2 separate regions of the Homo sapiens genome follow, and region 1 is linked to region 2. Evidence: chromatin contacts called from ENCODE Hi-C or POLR2A ChIA-PET data. All regions are on one chromosome and are shown on one strand. Each heading gives the region's core, a stretch centred on a gene start or an enhancer-like site at or near the end of the contact. The rest is flanking DNA. Distances are from core to core; before and after follow the strand shown.

Evidence for each region. Hi-C counts contacts between places; a loop is a spot of excess contacts on that map. ChIA-PET counts read pairs that join two places held with the same protein, here RNA polymerase II (POLR2A). Pooled maps may share reads with other maps.
Region 1: a loop to region 2 is called in a pooled map, with 2.3 times the contacts of the local background. The contact joins the enhancer-like site here to the promoter of SLC27A3 in region 2. A Hi-C loop is called at or near these places in 4 of 50 pooled maps. POLR2A ChIA-PET finds 5 or more read pairs at or near these places in 3 of 52 experiments (B cell, H1 and activated B cell).

Annotation. Positions count from the first base shown.
Region 1 is chr1:153,597,654-153,600,353 of GRCh38, forward strand. No RefSeq gene overlaps it. Among named protein-coding and RNA genes, the nearest start is that of S100A16, 14 kb to the right of the region's middle. Within about 2 kb of position 1,343, at least 8 of the 41 ENCODE cell types and tissues checked have a DNase peak (open chromatin) inside an H3K27ac peak, as active enhancers do; they include B cell, where a contact is called at or near this core.
Region 2 is chr1:153,774,077-153,776,776 of GRCh38, forward strand. It overlaps SLC27A3 (solute carrier family 27 member 3), which reads left to right and starts at 1,331. Exons shown (of 10, transcript NM_024330.4): 1 at 1,331-2,088; 2 at 2,442-2,651. The coding sequence starts at 1,422. It overlaps INTS3 (integrator complex subunit 3), which reads left to right. Exons shown (of 30, transcript NM_023015.5): 30 at 1-732. RefSeq lists an enhancer at 1,732-2,398 and a silencer at 1,767-1,958.

The sequences.
Region 1 (2,700 bases), core at 93-2,592, 180 kb before region 2:
CCAGGAGGCGTAGATGGCAGTGAGCCAAGATTGCACCACTGCACTCCAGCCTGAGCCATAGAGAGAGACTCTGTCTCAAAAAAACTTTTGCCAGGTGCAGTGGCTCACACCTGTAATCCCAGCACTTTGGGAGGCTGAAGCAGGAGGATCGTTTGAACCAGGGAGTTTGAAGCTGCGGTGAGCTAGGATCATGCCACTGCACTGCAGCCTGGGTGACAGAGTGAGACCTTGTCTCTAAAAAAAAAGAAAAGAAAGAAATCCACTTTTGTGTGTGTGTGTGTTTGTGTGTGTGTGTGTGTGTGTGTGTGTGTGTAGTCTCACTGTGTTTTTCAGGCTGGTCTGGAACTCCTGGGCTCAAACAAACCTCCCTCCTCAGCCTCCCAAAGTGCTGGGATGGGAGCTCACAAGTGTGAGCCACCATGCCGAGCGAAAAACAACACTTTTAACACTGGACAAAGAAAGTATGTTTAGTTTTTCAAAAGGGACTTTACTAGGAATCTAAATGTAAAATAAAACCAAATTTACAGAAAATACAAAAGTTGACACAGATAGTTTCAGGTTTCTTACCCTATGTGACAAAATGAGCTAGGCTCTCACCCTAAAGAATGATAGATCTGAGGCCAGGTGCGGTAGCTCACACCTATAATCCCAGCACTTCGGGAGGCCAAGGTGGGAAGATCACTTGAGCCCAGGAGTTCAAGACCAGCCTGGCCAACATAAAGAGACATCATCTCTACAGAAAACTTTTGAAAATTAGCCAGGCATGGTGACCCTGCACCTGTAGTCCTAGCCATTCAGGAGGCTGAGGTAGGAGGATTGCTTGAACTGGGGAGGTCGAGGCTGCAGTGAGCCGTAATCACACCCCTACTCCAGCCTGGGCAACAGAGCAAGACTCTGTCTCAAAAATAAAAAACAATGACAGGTCTGCTATAGATGGGTTTGACAGGCACAACTTATTGGGCACCCACCACTTCAGTCCCAAGAGGGTCAGACACTGGGCCAGGCCAGCGCTGGACCCCAGACGGAGGAAAGGCCTTCTCTGCTCCACTGTGAGGCCCCACAGAGACCTGCTTCTGGTTCTTCTCTCTCCTGATATGCTCAGGGAGGCACCTGGTTCACAGCTCCTGGGTAAGGGAGGCATGCCCTTCTCTTGCCCCAGCAGTCCTGAGGGAGGCCACAGGCTGAGCCCACTGACCCTCCAGTGGCTGCTTTTTCTCCTTTGGGATCTCTGTGGCTCCAGGCTCTGAAGCCAAAGCTCTGCCTGCTGTTACAGTCCTCTGACCTCCTCTGAAGTTCGGCTTCCTCCCCAGAGCCCTTAAACCCCCTAGCAACAGGCTTCTAATTAGCATCACACACATACTCATTTCCTGCCAGCTGTCCTACAGTCTTGGTAGGGTGGAAGGGCTGGTTTCATCCAAGTACTGCGGGCAGTGAGGGGAGCAAAGCCCATCTTCTCTCAAGAAAGCAGAAGTGGTCCTGGGGACAGAGATGGGGCTGGCCCAAACAGCCTGCAGCTGTTCCCTCACCCCTCCTAAGAGAGTCTCTCTCTTGTCTCTGATGCAGAGATAATATTGCCCTCTCTCACCAGTTTCCAACTCCTTTTATTTATTTATTATTTATTTATTTATTTATTTTGAGACAGAGTCTCGCTCTGTCACCCAGGCTGGAGTGCAGTGGTGCAATCTTGGTTCACTGCAACCTCCAACTCCCAGGTTCAAGCGATTCTCCTGTCTTGGCCTCCTGAGTAGCTAGGACTACAGGTGTGCACCACCACGCCCAGCTAATTTTTTGTATTTTTATTAGAGACGGGGTTTCAACATCTTGGCCAGACTGATCTTGAACTCCTGACAATCTGCCTGCAATCTGCCTGCGTCGGCCTCCCAAAGTGCTGGAATTACAGGCGTGAGCAACCACATCTGGCCCCTTCTCCCTTTGGAAGGAAAGATGGGAATGCTGAGTGGGGTGAGAGGGAACAGGCACAGTATTGAGGACTGGAAAATGAGAGAGGAGGCAGGAAGGGCAGCTCTATCCTGAATTGCCTCCAGGATTTTCCAGGAGATCCCCCATCCCCTGGGCTTCGAGGAGCCACCTCCTTCACCACCACAAGGCCTTGGCACCATCATCTTTGCTCTGTCTTCTAGAAGGCTCTTTGCCTTTTTCCTCCTCACCCCCTCCAGGCCTGCCCCTCTCCTGCCTTCTGTTCCAGCCCAGCTCATGCCTCCTCTAGGAAGCCTTCCTAGGTAGCACCTACTCTGCATTGCTGGTGACCCTGCTGTTCCCTAAAGCAGTAGTCTGTCTTCACAAGGTTTGTTTCTGTGCTCCCTAAAGGAATTGTTCTTTTCTTGAGCCCTAAAGGAATTTCGTAAACTATGTACTGGCTTGCACATTTTTCAGGTTGACAGCTAAGATTTTTCATCATGCTTAAATCATTGCCAAGTGTGCAGTTTCTGAAGTGTTTTACATATTGCAACGTTTTAGAATATAACTGCTAAGATTCTGTTCTAAATATATGTTCAATTAAATCTAAATATCAGGCCGGACGCGGTGGCTCACACCTGTAATCCCAGCACTTTGCGAGGCCGAGGTGGGCAGATCACGAGGTCAGGAGATCGAGACCATCCTGGCTAATACGGTGAAACCCCATCTCTACTAAAAATACAAAAAATTAGCTGGGTGTGGTGGCGGATGCCTGTAATCCCA
Region 2 (2,700 bases), core at 81-2,580:
GTCTTTTGTGCTGGAGTGTCTGCTGGCATTTGCCCCGTGCATGTATAGCTTGGTCTTGATTTGATTGGCACCCCTACTTGTAACCGCAGAACATCCCCCTTTCCCTTCCTGTTCTGCCCCCACTTTTGTCTAGAGCAGAAGGGACTTGGCTTTGGCCACTACCCATCCTTCCTGCTGCCACTGGAGGTGGGAGCCAGGCACTGATCTGTCTATGCAGAACCATCCCCCGTAGGATGAGGCCTGTCCTTACTCATTTCTCAAGAAACAAGATGCTTCCAAAAGGTCTGTCATCCTCCAGTTGAAGTCTGTGTGCCTACCAAGAATGGCCGGAGGACTCGCTGCTTGACGGGAGGGATGCTCCAGCTTGGTCTCCAGGGACAACTGTACCTGGAGATAAAGTCTGGATACCAGGGAGGGACAGAGATGCTCTTCCTTCCACAGTGTGGCCACTTGCTGGGCCATGTGAACCAGCAGAGGAGAGTTCCTTGGCTATGCTGTTGTTCCCCCGCTGTCCAGGGAGAATGGAGGTGGACTGAGGAGTGAAGTTTGGGCGAACTGCACAGAGCTGCTCCTCTTCACCCCGAAAATTTGTCTTTTTACAGAATCCAGGTTCTCCCCTCCCTCATCACTGCTGTTGCTTCCTTTGAAAGTCTAAACCACTGGAGGCTTCTTTTTCCTTCCTCTCTCCTTCCCCAGTTTCCTCTGTCCCAATTAAAACCAGGATGGAGAGCATTTGCTGGCTGGCCCCAATTATTGTACCCTTGCCCAAAGGGAGGGGCCTCTGTCGTGACCCCTCAGAAATCTGGCAGTCTGGGTTTCCACCTTTCCCCTATTTAACTCTCAGCCCCCACCCATCCCCTGGGGTTGCGGCTGGCAGGCCGGGACTTGCAGAACCAAATGGGCCAGGGGCCAAGTTCATTCTTTTGGGAGAGAGCAATGGTACCTTCCCTTAACGGGAAAACGAGAAATATTGAGGGGAAGATGGACTGCGATCCAAACGCCCTGGCTCTCAGGCCTGGACTCTAGGGCTTAGCCAGATGCCTAAACCGCCCAAGCCGAGAAACAACTTAGAAGACAGACATAACCCTGGGATTCAGGGAAGGCGCGAGCACCGCCCAGGACCTGGTAGGGTGCGAGCCGCGAGCAGTCCGGGAGGGAGCGCGCCTAGGGCGGAGCGTAGGCTGTGGGGGGAGGGCTGGGAGTCCGGGGCCGCCCCACACCCGCACTCCTCCCGGGTTTCTGCTCTCCGCCCGTGTGGAGTGGTGGGGGCCTGGGTGGGAATGGGCGTGTGCCAGCGCACGCGCGCTCCCTGGAAGGAGAAGTCTCAGCTAGAACGAGCGGCCCTAGGTTTTCGGAAGGGAGGATCAGGGATGTTTGCGAGCGGCTGGAACCAGACGGTGCCGATAGAGGAAGCGGGCTCCATGGCTGCCCTCCTGCTGCTGCCCCTGCTGCTGTTGCTACCGCTGCTGCTGCTGAAGCTACACCTCTGGCCGCAGTTGCGCTGGCTTCCGGCGGACTTGGCCTTTGCGGTGCGAGCTCTGTGCTGCAAAAGGGCTCTTCGAGCTCGCGCCCTGGCCGCGGCTGCCGCCGACCCGGAAGGTCCCGAGGGGGGCTGCAGCCTGGCCTGGCGCCTCGCGGAACTGGCCCAGCAGCGCGCCGCGCACACCTTTCTCATTCACGGCTCGCGGCGCTTTAGCTACTCAGAGGCGGAGCGCGAGAGTAACAGGGCTGCACGCGCCTTCCTACGTGCGCTAGGCTGGGACTGGGGACCCGACGGCGGCGACAGCGGCGAGGGGAGCGCTGGAGAAGGCGAGCGGGCAGCGCCGGGAGCCGGAGATGCAGCGGCCGGAAGCGGCGCGGAGTTTGCCGGAGGGGACGGTGCCGCCAGAGGTGGAGGAGCCGCCGCCCCTCTGTCACCTGGAGCAACTGTGGCGCTGCTCCTCCCCGCTGGCCCAGAGTTTCTGTGGCTCTGGTTCGGGCTGGCCAAGGCCGGCCTGCGCACTGCCTTTGTGCCCACCGCCCTGCGCCGGGGCCCCCTGCTGCACTGCCTCCGCAGCTGCGGCGCGCGCGCGCTGGTGCTGGCGCCAGGTAAGGCTGGAGCTCCGAACTGACTAAGGCGGGGCCAGCCACAGAAGGGGGCGTGTCGGAGACCACAGAAAGGCTTGGTCTCATCCCTGGGCCTGGGAAGAAGCCGACTATCCCTTGGGGTTCGAAAGTGGGTGGAGATAGGAGTCTCCGGGTTTGAGAAGGGATGAGGCTGAATCTTTGGTGCCCCAAGGATCCCCAAGGAGTCGAGTTCCAGGCCTCAGACCCAAGATGGAATGTCCATACCCTTCACCCTCATCCAAGAGCAGTGTGGGCTGGGATAGGGAGGGGACATGGGTCATAGGCTCTTCTAGGTAGAGCCAGGGCCCCGGCGTTGTGCTTTCCCACCCTTCTAGAGTTTCTGGAGTCCCTGGAGCCGGACCTGCCCGCCCTGAGAGCCATGGGGCTCCACCTGTGGGCTGCAGGCCCAGGAACCCACCCTGCTGGAATTAGCGATTTGCTGGCTGAAGTGTCCGCTGAAGTGGATGGGCCAGTGCCAGGATACCTCTCTTCCCCCCAGAGCATAACAGACACGTGCCTGTACATCTTCACCTCTGGCACCACGGGTGAGGGCCGGGCACCATACTTAGCTCCCCGAAACCAAGGCAGAGGAAG